Regions from separate parts of the Homo sapiens genome. Here region 2 is linked to region 1. The links are chromatin loops, found by intact Hi-C in ENCODE. Cell type or tissue: dorsolateral prefrontal cortex. All regions are shown on one strand.

The links. Hi-C counts contacts between places; a loop is a spot of excess contacts. Peaks named below come from ENCODE experiments on the same cell type or tissue, not always from the same donor. Only the 100,000 strongest peaks of a DNase experiment are listed, where the experiment ranks them.
Region 2: a loop joins it to region 1, with 14 times the contacts of the local background. A loop is called at or near these places in 92 of 110 quality-filtered maps.

What each region holds. Positions count from the first base shown.
Region 1 is chr4:82,264,619-82,272,618 of GRCh38, reverse strand. All of the region lies in intron 1 of LOC105377308 (a long non-coding RNA gene), which reads left to right. Among named protein-coding and RNA genes, the nearest start is that of HNRNPD, 110 kb to the left of the region's middle. In dorsolateral prefrontal cortex, CTCF peaks have their summits at 3,649 and 3,851 (motif pointing right); a DNase peak (open chromatin) is centred at 3,838; H3K27ac peaks cover 796 bases.
Region 2 is chr4:81,402,438-81,410,437 of GRCh38, reverse strand. No RefSeq gene overlaps it. Among named protein-coding and RNA genes, the nearest start is that of RASGEF1B, 65 kb to the left of the region's middle. In dorsolateral prefrontal cortex, CTCF peaks have their summits at 4,124 and 4,380; DNase peaks (open chromatin) are centred at 3,757 and 4,463; H3K4me3 peaks cover 779 bases.

The DNA of each region.
Region 1 (8,000 bases):
TATCAACAGCGGAGGCTGCAGAACAGCAAATTTTGCCGCATGATCTTTCCTCTGGAAGCTTTGTTCCAGAGGGGCACCTGTCAGATGCCAGCCAGTGCTCTCCTGTGTGAGGTGTCTGTCGGCCCCTACTGGGAGGTGTCCCCCAGTCAGGATACATGGGGGTCAGGGACGTACTTGAGGAGGCAGTCTGACCCTTAGCAGAGCTTGAACGCTCTGCTGAGAGGTCCGCTGCTCTCTTCAGAGCCATCAGGCAGGGACGTTTAAGTCTGCTGAAGCTTTGCCCACAGCTGCCCCTTTCCCCAGGTGCTCTGTCCCCAGGGAGATGGGGGTTTTATCTATAAGTCCCTGACTGGGTCTGCTGCCTTTTTTTCAGAGATGCCCTGCTCAGAGAAGGGAAATCTGGCAGTCTGGCCACAGCAGCCTTGCTGAGCTGCTGTGGGCTCCACCCAGTTTGAACTTCCCAGCAGCTTTGTTTACACTGTGAGTGTAAAACCACCTACTCAAGCCTCAGCAATGGCAGGCACCCCTCCCCTCACCAAGCTGGAACATCCCAGGTTGATCTCAGACTGCTGCTGTGCTAGCGGCGAGAATTTCAAGCCCGTGGATCTTAGTTTGCTGGGCTCCGTGGGAGTGGGGCCTGTTTAGCCAGATCACTTGGCTCCCTGGCTTCAGCACCCCTTTCCAGTGGAGTCAGCGGTTCTGTCTTTCTAGCATTCCAGGTAACACTGGGGTATGGAAAAAAAGAACTCCTGTAGCTAGTTCGGTGTCTGCCCAAATGGCCACCCAGTTTTGTGCTTGAAACCCAGGGCCCTCGTGGGGTGGGCACCGGAGGGAATCTCCTGGTTTGCAGGTTGTGAAAACAGTGGGACAAGCATAGTATCTGTGCCGGCGTTCCTCAGGCTCAGTCCCTCACGGCTTCCTTTAGGTGGGGGAGAAAATTCCCCGATCCCTTGCACTTCCCGGGTGAGGCGATGCCCCACTGTGCTTTGGCTCACCCTCTGTGGGCTGCACCCACTGTCCAACCAGTCCCAATGAGATGAACCAGGTACCTCAGTTGGAAATGCAGAAATCACCTGCCTTCTGTGTTGATCTCACTGGGAGCTGCAGACCGGAGCTGTTCCTATTTGGCCATCTTGCCACAGAATCCTACTGCCAACTATTTTATAAGACTTACTGAATATCCTTTCCCCACTCATTTTTTTTTTTTGAGGGATGGGGTCTCACTCTTATCACCCAGGCTGCAGTGCAGTGGGGTTATCATCACTCACTACAGCCTCGAACTCCTGGCTCCATCCTTCCATCTCAGCCTCCCAACTAGCTGAAATTATAGGCATGAACCACTGCATCTGGCTTCCACAGTAATTTGAAATGCCACTTTTACCGTAGGTTAAAGTCCCATATATATATATGACTTTATATATATATATGACTTTATATATATTGTATATTGTTCTATATATATATATTGTTCATTGGACTTTAGGGTTGATTTCTGTGCTCATTTCTGTGCTAATATCACAATGATTCGGTAATTGTAGCTTAAATGACTTTACATTTAACAATTTGGAGATAATTAATATATTTACAATATTCAGTCATTGAGTCTTCCCATCTAGAAACATGAGTTGTCTTTCTGTTTATTCTACTGACTTCCTATGATCTTTTTCATAAAGGCTTGACAAATTTTTGTTACATTTATTCTGGGATATTTTGGCTGTTCTTGTTAATGGAATTTGTTCTCCATAAGGTTTTCAAACTGGCTAATTTTGGCATGTAGAAAATCTATTAGCTATATTTAATTATTTGCATATAGTCCGTGCTCCATTATATTTTAATTTCCTTAAGGCCAGCGGCTTCCCATAGAGCTCAAAGAGCTTTGCTCAGCATGAACATGACATAGGATACTATTGCTGACTGTCATATTAGTCTTTTCCACTATGCTTAGCAACCAGTGGAGGAAACCTCAGGTAACAGTATTTGTGGAAACTGGATAATGATTCAAGGTAGCGTAGTAAGAAGACACTGAAGGGACTTTGGCATCAAGCATACCTGGATTTGAATCCTTACTTTGCATCTCTGAACTACACTTTGTTCCTTAGGCTCATCTCTGTGCCTAATTCATAAAATGAGCTAAGGCATATAAAGCATAAAGCATATAGTGACTGGCCCTTAGTAGGTGTCCATAATGGGGGTAGCCGTAACAGATGGCAGTTATGATCATGATGGTTTCATATTTTCATGTAACCAAATCTATCCATTAAGATGCACATTACATTTTTTTTTTAATTTCTTCCTTTTCTTTTTTTTTTTTTTTTGAGACCAAGTCTCACTCTATCGCCCAGGCTGGAGTGCAGTGGCACGATCTCGGCTCACTGCAACTTCTCCTCTTGGGCTCAAGCGATCCTCTCACCTCAGTCTCCCAAGTAGCTGGGATTACAGGCATGCACCATCCCACCAGGATAATTCTTTGTATTTTTAGTAGAGACGGGGTTTCGCCATGTTGGTCAGGCTTGTCTCAAACTCCTGACCTCAAGTAATGCGCCCGCCTCGGCCTCCCAAAGTGCTGGGATTACAGGCGTGCACCATCATGTCTGGCTAATTTTTGTATTCTTTTTGTAGAGATAGGATTTCATCCTGTTGCCCAGGCTGGCCTTGAACTCCTGGGCTCAAGCAGTCCTCCTGCCTCAGCCTCCCAGAGGGCTGGGATTACAAGCATGAGCCACGGCACCCGACCCACACCTGGGTCTATATTTACAAAACTTTATGGAAGGTATATTAATATAAATAATAAAAAATCTATAAAAAGAGTTATTTGAAGTGTTGGGTGTGTGTGTGGGGAAGGGTGCGTGTGAGATGGGCTGGTCAGGAACACTACAAACCTGTGATTACAGAGTGGTTGTATCAAATATTTCCTTTGACCTTCAGAAATACCATATATCCCAAATCCAAAAACAGTCATTTGCTACCTGAACCTTCTGCACCAGCTACCAATTGTGAAACTCAACATGATGGGCTTCTGTTCTTTGCCTAAATCATGGTGAAAACATTCACACAAAGCCATTAGTTCTCTCTCTCTCTGTGTCTCTCTTTCTTTCGATGAGGTGTCTGTCACCCAGGCTGGAGTGCAGTGGTGCGATCTCAGCTCACTGCAACCTCTGCCTCCCTGGTTCAAGCGATTCTCCTGCCTCAGCCTCCTGAGTAGCTGGGACTACAGGCATGTGCCACCATGCCTGGCCAATTTTTGGGGTATTTTTTTTTTTTGTAGAGACGGGGTTTCACCATGTTGCCCAGACTGGTCTCGAACTCCTCAGCTCAAGCTCGAACTGCCTCAGCCTCGAGTGCTGGGATTATAGGCGTGAGCCACTGCACCGAGCCCAAGATGAATATTTAAGAAAGTCCAGCCTGGACTGTGTGAGGTACCTCTTTATACGTTTAGAGGACATGTTTGAGTCATCATTTAAGGCATATGTTATAGGAATTTTCTAAAATTCTTCGTTTTGAAAAGTGTGTTATATGTCAGTCTCCCCTCACTAGCTTGTAAATTTCCTGAGAGCGGGGACCATGTATTACCAAATCTTTTTATCCTCAGTACCTCACACAGTTGTGGACACAAATTAAGTGGCTGCATTTCATAGTATGAAGTACAATAATTTATTTAATCATTCCCTTCCTGTCTCCACTTTTTTTTTATAATACAAAAGAGGTTGAATTTTCATTTTTTGCTAAGAAGTATAGCCAAATTTAAGACAGCATGTACAAGTGGGAAACATTGCTGAAGGCCACCCAAATGTGGGCATTGTACTATCCTGTGGTTGTTTTAAATGTAGCTGGCATGTGAGAGCCAGCAGAGGGAGCACAGAGCACAGCGTTGAGGGAGAAAGCAGCCTACAGTTGTGCTAGGGAAGAATTGAAGAGGACACTCAGGGATTTTACAGAGGAAGGAAATGAGAGCTGGGAAGAAGGTCATTTCTCATCTTCATTCTTGTCTGCCTTGCTCTCTTTTGTAACTCATTCAGGCTCAGACAGGCTTGTTCTTATCTTTTGTCCCCTGCACTGCAGCTTTCCACAGCCCATTCCTGTCCTTTAGTTAATTACACAAGAAGACCCACAAGTGCCATCATGTTCTCCACGCTGGTTTCTTTTTGGGCCAGCTCAGTTACTTAGCTCAGATGCAGCGGGTAAGTATTGGTGAGATTCCCAGAAAAACACTGAGGAACCCAGGAGCCTTGATCACACATCTGTACTGAATAAAGCCAAGTGGGGACCTGAAGGATGGGAGAGAGGACTGGGCTTAGCTCATCTCTGCACTAGGATTTAAAGAGGCAAATGAAGCCTGGCCAGGGGAGTGCTGTAGGGAGTGGGGTTTCTGGAGAGAGGAAGGAATACCACTTCCTGTTATATTGTCTTGCATAAGCAGATCTGAGGCAAGCACAGAACCACATGTGACATGTCCCCGGTCACAAAGAAGCCAATGTAGACTGGAGTTTCTCAGCTTTTCCTGTGCAATACTAGAGTGTTAATAGGTATTCTGTAAGAATAAGATTTGTCATCAAATGTGTGTGTGGATTGAAAAAATTAAACAGTTTTCTTTACTGTGGGAGTCCTTAGGTCCTTCATTAGGCATGTTAATATAGTTGGTGAAATTCTGATAGAAGGGGCTATGCTATGTGGGCTTTCCCAGCTTATGTGGACTGAATTTATTTTATTTTATTTTATTTTAGAGACAAGGTCTCACTATCTTGCCCACACCTGAACTCCAGTGCTCAAGCAATTCTCCCACCTTAGTTTTTTGAGTAGTTTGGACTATAGGTGCATGTCGTCATGTCTGGCTTAATTTTTAATAGATGGTATCTTACGAGATGAGTATACTATGAATTACATTTTGGAAAGTGTTGAAACAGATTTGCCTAATGTTTAGGAAATTAGGTCATTAAACCATGAAATACAGTCGTAACACTTTCAAAAGGGCACTGTCTTCTAAGGTCTCCCGTGGCTTTTCATTCCCAGGGAGGTGTGGAGGGGTAGGATGGTGAAGGGAGGCATATCAGAATCCTGAGTGGGGCTTTTTGAAATCTCTTCCTCTCAGTTATTTCAATAACATTCTTACTATCTCTTCCTCATAGTTGAGGACCTTTTGAATAGTGAGCCACTGCTATTACTGGAAATGATTGCATCTCTCAGGTGTATTGGAGGAGAGAAAGCAATTGTAAACCATTGTTCTACAAGTTGAGTCAAAAATTCTCTACATGGCTGGGCATGGTGGCTCATGCCTATAATCCCAGCACTTTGGGAGGCTGAGGTGGGAGGATCACTTGAGCCCAGGAGTTCAAGATCAGCCTGGGCAACATAATGAGACCCTATCTCAAAAACAAACAAACAAACAAACAAACAAACAAAACCCAAATTCTCTACATGTTGTTTAAGGTTTTCTATTGCATTCTCCAACTCCAGTGTTTTCCTTACTTTAACCTTCTTCTCCTCCCCATGTTAATCACTACCATAGCCAATTTAGTTTACTCACTTACCTGAGATTATATTATGCCAGTGACAGACTGGAAGCTTGTGGTTATACAATCTTTCCCATGTTCTCCTAATTCTTTCTCCATCTTTCAACATCTAGCTTAAGTCTTACTTCCATCTGAGGTCTCTGGTAATCTACAAGCCTACATCACCTAATTTTTACATTATTGGCTTCTGTCATTAATTGCATACAGCTGATTCTTTGTTATCAAATTTATTTGGTTTCAAAAGTTTGTAAAGTTGATTGTTTGGAATGTAGAGCACATTTCTCTGCAGCAATATTGTAGCTAAGTCAAGGCACATTTGCAGTAAAAATAGTAGAAAGCAATCTCTAGCAATTAAACAAATCAGAACTCTAGTAATTAAACAAAACAGGGAATCAATAAGACTGAATTAGCTTATTCTCATTTATCTTGGGGTGCTGGTTTTTAAGGAATAGTAGGTTTAATTAAAAGAGGATGAAGAGGTATTGGAAATTCATGGATATTCTGAATGGGCCTTATGGGGCAATTTCACAGAAGACATGGGCTCTTTGTTATGTCTTCATTATTTCGCAACCTGTAGCCCTCCATTTCCATGATGCTGATATCTAGCTACTAGTGCTTTTGTACTTAGCCACGATTTGGATTATTTTTGTCTTAAAAAACATTGTGGGAGAATGTCAGCAAAAATGGCTGAGTAAGGACCTCTCAAAATTTTCCCTTCCATAAGAGAAATGAAAAAACTGGCAAAATTATTCAGAATTAACATTTTCAGAACTCCAGAAATTAACTAACAGCTTGTAGCAAACCAGGGAACATTTATTTAAGAAAAATGGCTGCATCTCAGTAAGAACAGTGAAGTCTGTGGCATTTTTTTTTATTATACTTTAAGTTCTAGGGCACATGTGCACAACGTGCAGGTTTGTTACATATGTATACATGTGCTATGTTGGTGTGCTGCACCCATTAACTCATCATTTACATTAGGTATATCTCCTAATGCTATCCCTCCCCACTTCCTCCACCCCACAACAGGCTCTGGTGTGTGATGTTCCCTACCCTGTGTCCAAGTGTTCTCATTGTTCAATTCCCACCTATGAGTGAGAACATGCGGTGTTTGTTTTTCTGTCCTTGCAATAGTTTGCTCAGAATGATGGTTTCCAACTTCATCCCTGTCCCTACAAAGGACATGAACTCATCATTTTTTATGGCTGCATAGTATTCCGTGGTGTTTATGTGCCACATTTTCTTAATCCATTTGGGTTGGTTCCAAGTCTTTGCTATTGTGAATAATGCCACAATAAACATACATGTGCATGTGTCTTTATAGCAGCATGATTTATAATCCTTTGGGTATATACCCAGTAATGGGATTGCTGGGTCAAATGGTATTTCCAGTTCTAGATCCTTGAGGAATTGCCACACTGTCTTCCACAGTGGTTGAACTAACCCTAGTCCCACCTTCTACTTTCCAGCTATGCAATAGCCTTAAAAAGTAACAACCCATATTTTTGGGGGCAGCCACCAGAGTGGGTCTATAACTCTTTCCAAGCCTTGTGCTCTAAGAATTGTCATCCAACTTGTCTGATGGTTCCCTAGAAGACCCCACCTATAAGGCTGACTGAGAACTCACTCAGTGTTAAGTCCCTTTCTGTCCTAGGGGGCATTGTAAAAGACAATTGTAGGCAAGTGTTTTAACTTTGCCTACAAAGTTGCCTGAGGTGATGGACAATAACTGGGGCAAAATAGACTAACAAAAAGCTTAAAAGGACTAACTGGAGAATGAAATATGCATAGGGGCTTTGCAAAGCTTTAATATATTCCTGGTATCTGGAAGGTCATTTACATGAAAGGGCTGTAAGCACGCTTAGAAAAGAATTGAGAAGACTCTAAGCTAAGCTCTCAACTCTGGTTTATCTTGAGATTCTGTACAAGCAGGAAGTGAAGGCTAAGGTGGAGTTGTAAGATTTTCTAGTTTTAAAGGTGTGCACTAGTACCCATACAAAGTCACTCAGAAAACTCTGGGAGATGTATTGGTTCCAGATGTAAGGAAATCTCTGTTTAATCATTAGCTTGTCAAAAGTTAACCAAGTAGAGACAGGAACATGGCAATGAATACAGACTTTACAGAATTAGTTCTGAATAGTCACTAAAACAAACAACAACAATTCCTGTAGATGAGGAGGGAGGGATCTGATTGTAAGAGTTGTAACATTATATTATTATATTTTTTTATTTTTAATGTGTTTTTTTTTTGAAATATAGTCTCACTCTGTTGCCCAGGCTGGAGTGCAATGGCGCGATCTTGGCTCACTGCAACCTCCATCTCCCGGGTTCAAGCGATTCTTCTGCCTCAGCCTCCTGAGTAGCTGGGATCACAGGCACCCGCCATTATGCCCAGCTAGTTTTTGTATTTTTGTAGAGATGGGGTTTCACCATGTTGGCCAGGCTGGTCTTGAACTCCTGACCTCAGGTGATCTGCCCCCCTTGGCCTCCCAA
Region 2 (8,000 bases), 860 kb after region 1:
TGCTTAAAGAGATCTGGTAAAAGCACCATCAGTGTCCTTTACTGGGGACATGAAAAAGAGGGTCTTGGCTGGGTGCGGTGGTGCATGCCTCTAATCTCAGCACTTTGAGAGGCTAAGGTGGGATGATTGCTTGAGCCAGGAGCTGAAGATTAGCCTGGGCAACATGGCAAGACTCTGTTTCTTAAAAAAAAATACAAAAATTAGGCAGGTGTAGTGGCATGCAACTGTGGTCCCTGCTACTCGGGAAGCTGAGGTGGGGGTATCTCCTGAGCCCAGGAGGTAGTGAGCTATGATTACACCACTGGTCTCCAGCCTGGGTGGAAAGCGAAACCCTGTCTTGAAAGAAAAAGAAAAGAAAAGAGAAAAGAAAGAAGAAAAGAAAAGGAAGGAAGGAAAGAACAAGGAAGGAAGGAAGGAGAGAAAGAAGAAAGAAAGAAGAGAAAGAAAGAAAGAGGAGAAAGAAAGAGAAGTCTTCAGCAAAAGAATCAGTCAAGCAAGGGCGTGGAATATGATGTGTGCTTAGAGGGATAAGTGCAATTTTACTGGAATAATAGGGTGAATAGGAAGAAAAAGGCTAAAGACCTAAAGTGGTCGACTTTTGTGGTACCCAGGAAAAACTCCTTCAGTAGGCTGTCTCAAGAGAGACAGGAATCCCATAGAAATCTTATGGAAAAATCTACAGTACATCGATGCTTCATGGAGGCTTTTCTGGATGGTGATTCAGGGTCTAGGTGCTGTAGGTATCTCAGTGGAGGACCAATGGGTTATTTTAGTTCTCTGAAGATTTTTTTCTCACCTTTTCTGATTCAAAATCTGAGGTTGACCTAGCAAACCATCACTGACCTAGTAGGAGCAGAATATTTTGTATCAGCACATTTCTTAATTTGCTGAAAAACTGTGGGCCTCCTTGGCCATCAGCTGTCACTGGGAATATAGATTAATATGTTATTGGGTATAACGGGGAGATTAAAGGGAGAAAGGAAGTAGTGGCCATAGTCCATGTGCCATGATTGACCAGAATAAGCTTTTCTGGAGCCAGGTCAAGAAAATCCTTGTATCAGTCATCCATGGCTGTGGAACCAACTTCACAGGGCCATGCAAGTGGTAAGTGAGTAGGGTGAGGCCAGTGAGGTGAGTGTAACAACAGGGGCATGCAGTTTAAAGAGACACTTACTCTTATGTCATGGAAGTGCAAATGAGGCCTCCTTGAATTTTGCACCCTAGGTGCTTCACCTCCCTCAACTTAGTCCCAGCCTCAAAACTTAATAGTTTAGCTCATGTACCTGTGAGTTAGTACTTTGGGATGAACTCAGCTGGTCAATTCTTCTCACTCCCAGTGAAATCCAAGGCCCTGTAAGCTCTAACTTGCTCGCTCTCCAGCCTCATCTCCTGGTCTATACTAGGCTTGTTCATGTGTCTGTGCTCAGCTGGGTTTAACTGGTGGATGACGGCATTGGCTGTAATATTTGGTTGTGAAAATTGTCACTCCAGCAGCTAGAGGAAGAAGGACTGGCAAGGTGAGACTGGAGGTAATAATAAATCAGGAGCAAACAAAAAATGAAACCTGTAGCAAGAGAGTAGTAGGATGGAGAAGAGAGGAGGACCGAGAATATTTAACAAAATGAATACGTATTGATAATATAGTTGGCATGCTGGAAAAAAAAACCCACTGGAATTTCAGATTAAATCCACTCCAAAGGGAGGGATTCCAGTTTCAGTTAGGTCCTAAATTCTTCCCTCTGCCCATGGCTGTTCCAGCGTTCACTTTCTTCAACTCTTCCCAACCTCATTGCTACTCACTCTCAGCCAACAATCTCGCTTCCTTATTCATGAAGAAAATTGATGTCAACAATGGTAAATCAACTCATCTTCCGTCTGCCTCCATCTACTCCCCGCCCTTCTTTCCACCTTATCTCTGTCCGCCCCCACCGTGGCTATTTCCCAGGGCTCTCAGAGGGCAGTCTCTTCCTGTCCAAGCTTAAGGCCTCTTCCTGTGATCGCCATCCCATTTCCTCCCCTCTCCTTGGATCTTTCTGCAAGTCCTTTTACAAAAAGTTATGGTCCCTGTTCAGTATTATGGGGGAGAAAGGCATTAAATGTACTATAATATATTGTAGAGGCATACTTTCAAAATTTCTGTTATGGGTGTAACTAGCAAATAGTCAAGTACTAAAAAAACAGTTTGGACATCTTATACAAATATGGGAGCCAGTTATGAAGTTTCTTTGTTTCTGATTTTGACTTTGGAACTATACGAAAAGTGTTAACTCTTCCCTGAATCCACACAGCACATTTTTTTTTCTTCTGGATAACTCTGGTATTTTACCTGAAACAATAGGTTGTCAGTGAGATGCTCAGGGGCCTGAAGGAGATAGAAATACTGGAAGAAGATCAGAGAGTAAGGACAGACATTACTGAGGGAGTGGGAGGGATTCATTTATGTAGAAACATGAAAGCAGAATTAACTAGGCAATGACTAATGATATGATAACTGTCTACAAACACCAAGCGTGTATGATGTGAATGCCAAGAAGTCAAATTGCTTCACTCGGCACAAAGATACAATCTGTACAGTAACACAGTAGACAAAATAAATAGAGCATCCTGAATTACCATCACAGAAAATTCCCCCAAATAAGTAGAAATCGAAATGATTTAATGAAGACTACTTCATTTCTTAGGACAACTCGCATCCATCCATCCATCCATCCATCCATCCATCCATCCATCCATCCATCCTCCATCCCTTTCTTCAGTAAACTTTAAGTACTTAAGGAGCTACAAAGGAACCAGCTCTTCAGCTTTCCCCATTCACACCTCATGGGCCCCAGCCTCTATCCTTTCCTTTCCTTCATTGCCTGAGTGGCCTTCCTGAATCATCTTTATTGTTACTTTCCAACAAAAGCCAAAAAATTATTGCTAAAAAGGCCAAAGCAATAGATAGCATCTTGATGTATAAGGAAAAAAAAATCCACAGCAGCCTTGACATGGCATTCAAGGCTACTGTTGATCCTGGAGGAGGCATACCAGCCTAGAGAGTAAGCATGGGTCAGTGCAGTCTATCACCACTACTCTGAAAGCACACCAAGAGTTGTGTCATTGACTCCCCATCACTTACAAATTCTCCCTTTCTCCTATGTGATACTGACTCACCCCTCCTATCATCATCTTCCGAGATCAATGGGGCAGTGGTAAGCCCATTTCTAAACAGTGGTACTGAAAGTGTCCCTTTTCTCAGGAAATTTACCATCGACATCACTGACACTAAGGATTAAATAATAATTTCCCAATCACGCATTTATTCAATAAACTCATATTGAGTGATGGCATTGTGCTAGGTTCTTAGCTGCAGTCTAAAAGCCGGTGTCACACAGAATGCCAGGACAGAGTCTCATCTTCAAGGAATCATTTCGGTGCTGCTTGCTCCACTAGAGACAATCAGTTTGGAGTTGTATTTTATTTATTTATTATTTATTTATTTATTTATTTATTTATTTATTTTTGAGACAGAGTCTTGCTCTGTCGCCCAGGCTGGAGAGAAATGGCGTGATCTCAGCTCACTGTAACCTCTGCCTCCCGGGTTCAAGCGATTCTCCTGCCTCAGCCTCTCAGGTAGTTGGGATTACAGGTGTCCACCACCATGCCCGGCTAATTTTTGTATTTTTAGTAGATACCGGGTTTCGCCATGTAGGTCAGGTCTTGAACTCCTGACCTTAGGTGATCTGCCCGCCTCGGCCTCCTGAAGTGCTGGGATTACAGGCATGAGCCAGCGCGCCCAGCTGGAGCTGTATTTTACAAAGTGTCAGTGTCTCAAAACCTGCGGTGGACTATAGATACAGGTCATAGGAGTTACCTGTGTGGATGGGATAGGGCCAAACAGCAATGAGTTGGTAGTTCGGAGCTATTTTAAGAAAAAAATCCGAGAAGTTTTAGTTTATTGTGGACGGGTGGGGATTGGCGGTAGAAAATTACTAAATTTATTAGAAAAATCAAGGAGAAAGTATCATTCCGTGAATTCCTGCAAAGGCGATCGACCCAGGGAATGGTTGGGGCATTCTACTTCCAGAAGAACACTCAGCATCTTGAACAGGATGAAACTGGAAAGTATGGATAAAGGAGTAGACTGCTGAATTTTTCAAACAGACCTTCCAACTTTCCAAAAAGAAAAATGAACATTCAGTATTTAAGGGGTCTTTATTGCCATCAAGTGGTGGAAACAAGGATAGCGCTAAAAGAATTTAATATGAATATTTTTCTAAGCGGCAGGGAGGCTGGAAGATACTAACCTTCAAAGTAATTACTGGGTTTAAAAGCCTTTATTTAATTAGGGTACTATCACAATTTTGTAACCTTTTCTGTATTTATAAGTTCTATATTAATTATTCTCCTGATTTCTACTCCTGGCTCTATTGTGCAATCCCTGTAGCCCTAGTTGATGATGGTTATATCATTGGAGAAATGCTGCCACCTTGTGGGAGATGTGAAAAGAAGTCCCGAGAGCAAGTGAGAAATCACGTATTAACTTTGTGAAGAGAAACTTGTACTCTTTTAAGTAGGAATTTATCCCTGAGTAAAATTGTCAAGCCAGAAGAATTAATCTTTAATATTTCTGTCCTCCCTTTTTTTGTAGGCAAATGGCATACATTACTTTTCAATTGTTCTTTGTTCACTTCTGTGTGACTTTGGGTAATTTGTTAGTTTCCTTATCTGGAAAATGTGCAAATGGGCATAATAACACGTATAGAACAAAAGAAGTATTATTTTCCTTTATTATTTGCCTCTTTTTTTACACTAAAGTGTGTGTGGCTGCTGTGCTATTTTTCCTCTTCTTTTTCTTTACTTTCTTTCCTTCTTTCTTTCTTTTCCTTTTTCTTTTTCTTTCTCTTTCTCTTTTCTTTCTTTTTTTTTTTTAAGAAGGGATCTCACTCTGTCATCCAGGCTGGAGTGCAGGGGTGTGATCTCAGCTCACTGCAGCCTCAATCGCCCCGGGCACAAGCGATCCTCCCACCTCAGCCTCCAGAGCAGCTGGGGCTACAGGTGCATGCCACCATGTACAGCTAATTTTTTTGTATTTTTTGTAAAGGCAGGTTTTTGCCATGTTATCCAGGTTGGTCTCAAACTCCTAGGCTCAGACAAACCACCCACCTTGGCCTCCCAAGTGCTAGGATTATAGGTGTGACCCACCGTGCCTGGACTTGTGCTGTTTCATAGTCATGGCAGTCCATAAAATGCAGAGCAGCAAAAATACATTTTTATTTTTGTAAAGGAACATACTTTTCTAGACCTTGAATCCTCCTCATCCCTCTCTCTGACAATTTCTAGTTTTTTGAGCCCAATTAAGAAGTTTGGTCAAATTGAAGATTCGTCTAACTCAGCTCCTGTTTAAATCCTCCACTTCTACTTCCTCCCTGCAGGCTGCGTTTTGTAGGTCGCCACTTCCTTTGGTGCTCCTCATACACACAAGGCAGATCCTGAATGCAGGTGAGGCCGCGAGATCCACAAAACACAGATTTCCCATAAAGAGGCCAGGGACACAGTCCAAACCTTATCTACTTTAGAAGAATATGGAACCCCTGCTTACATATTACTTTTCCTCCTGTTTCTTTACAGTGGTAAAGGGAGCAATAGATTGTCAAACTGGAAAAATATCTCACATGAAATTTTAGTTTTTGACAACGAATAAGAAACAGGGCCATTGATTTCAATTTTCTAAAGTTAACACCTCTAAAAATGATAACCCCTGAACTGAAAACCTAGAAATCCCTCCAGGACTGAAATTTCCCAAAAGATTGCCCTCATTTCCCACAGGTCTCAAGTGCTGCCTTCTTTCATCCTTAGGTAGTTAAGGAGAAACACACTTCCCCACATCAGCCCTGGCGGGTATTGAAGGGCTCTGGAGGTTCTGGGAGATGTCCCCTCTCCACCTCTCCCAAACATCCAGCAGAGGAGGCCAGTGCTTCTTCCATCAGCCTGGGATCTCCTTAGATCCACCCCCACTTCCATTTTCACAGTATCTTTCCTCCTTGTGATTTTTGGCCTTGCTTCTCTTCAACTGACAACATCTAAGAACTATACAATCATAGACTTTTCATATGTATATATGGAACGTGTAGAAAATAGAAAGCCTTAGTCTTGAGTTATAGGTAAATACAGAAGAAAAAGCAATTACATGTTAAAGCCATTTCTGTATCAAGTATAGCAATTTCTGTGAGATAAGGAATGTGCTTAGGTGGGATATCTGAAGTCTCAGAAAATTACTTCACAAAGGTTAAAGCATTCTCTGGGCAAGGCGAGTGGATGTCGTGGTCCTGCTTTGTCAACTGTTACATGGTAGTGTTTTGTTAGTACATAGAGGGCATGGCCTTCAGGGAGAGGTGGTCTCCTCCTCAGGGAAACCTAGTCTCCATTACTGCCTCAGTTTCCTGGTTTCTCCCTGAATGATATTCCAAATATCACAGCGTGCCCACCCTTGGGCCCAGTAACCCCTCTTGTCTCCGTCACTCACAAGTCACGTAGGGAAGCATTCCTCAGATCGCTATCACTTAGTGGCAAATGCAGTTTGCCTCCCACTCAATTCCATCTCTGCAGCCTATGGTCTTCTGGCTTCCTGGAAACCAGAATCAATCAGATGTGGATCAGATGTGGATCGTTTAAGCAGGAGGTATGCGCAGTTTCCTTCCTAGGATGCTGGGGCCAGGACAAGTCAGCCTGCACTAGCAAGGCACATGTAACACATATGCTCACACATGCCCCAGATTTTAATCCCATAATCTGGGTCAGGATCTGTTGTCATGAACACGAGAGACCAGTTGCCATGTGCTTACTCTTTTCCAGTGTACTGGAGCAGAATTACTGTAAGCCAGCGATCCTGACCTGGAGTTCATGGCTGGGTTTCAGAGGACCTGTGATCTTCTGAAATGGTATGTAAACTCTATGTGTATGTGTATGTGCCTGTGTATGTGTTTTGCTATGTCTATATTTCTGAGGAGAAAGTCCACGTATTTCATAGAGTTTTTAAAAAGATTTGTAATCCCTCAAAATGTTTGAGGTCTGCTAAATGGCTTCCCAGAGTGTAAGAATTTGGTCCTCTTGGGACCCAACTGTCCCATCTACCAAAGGAAAAAATGAAACATAGCCCAACATCTACGAAGCATTGAGTGTGTGCCAGCCATGCCCATATAGCATATCTCATCTAATCATCTCACCAACCATGCAAAGAAAGCATCATTCCCCTGCTCTCAGACCAGAAAGTGGAAGCCCACAGAGGTCAAGTAGCATGCCCAGCAAAAGCTGGCATTCAAACTAGCATTGCCAGGCTCCAACACCCATGTCCCAGCCACCACCGCAGCACTCTGATTATCTTTTGTCCTGCTTGGATTTCTTTCCTTCCTTCCTTCCTTCCTTCCTTCTTTCCTTCCTTCCTTCCTTCCTTCCTTCCTTCCTTCCTTCCTTCCTTCCTTCCTTCCTTCCTTCCCTCCTTCCTTCCTTTTTCCAACTCTCTCTCTTTATTCTTGTTCTTTAGCCACCCTTCTGCTTTGCGGAAATCAAATCAGTCCATTCCCATCTGACAGGTGTCTGCCCCTTCCTTCACCCTTTCTTGGCTTACCACAGAGTTACACACTGGTGGCCCTTGGGTCAACACTGCCCTGCAGTTGTTTTTTTTTTTTTTATGATGAACAATGTTTTGCTAATATTTAGAAACTGGAAAAATTCACATAAAAGTTTGGATTTCAAACTGATTTTGAGAAAAATCAGAAGATCTAGCAACCCCAAGCCCACAGTCTCTCTTGATAAAGGGACGTTGGGCTGAGTTGGTGGGGCTTGTGTTCTCCATTTCCCTGCAGTCCTCACCACTCCCTCTCTGACCCCTGCATCGCTGTCCTGTGTCATCTGCTGGGGGCCTTTGGCATCTGAATTTTAACTCATTGTTTCCTCTCTCCCTTCTCTGTTTCCTCTCTCCCCTCCTTCTGCCTTGCATATTCCTCAACTGTGGGCTCTCC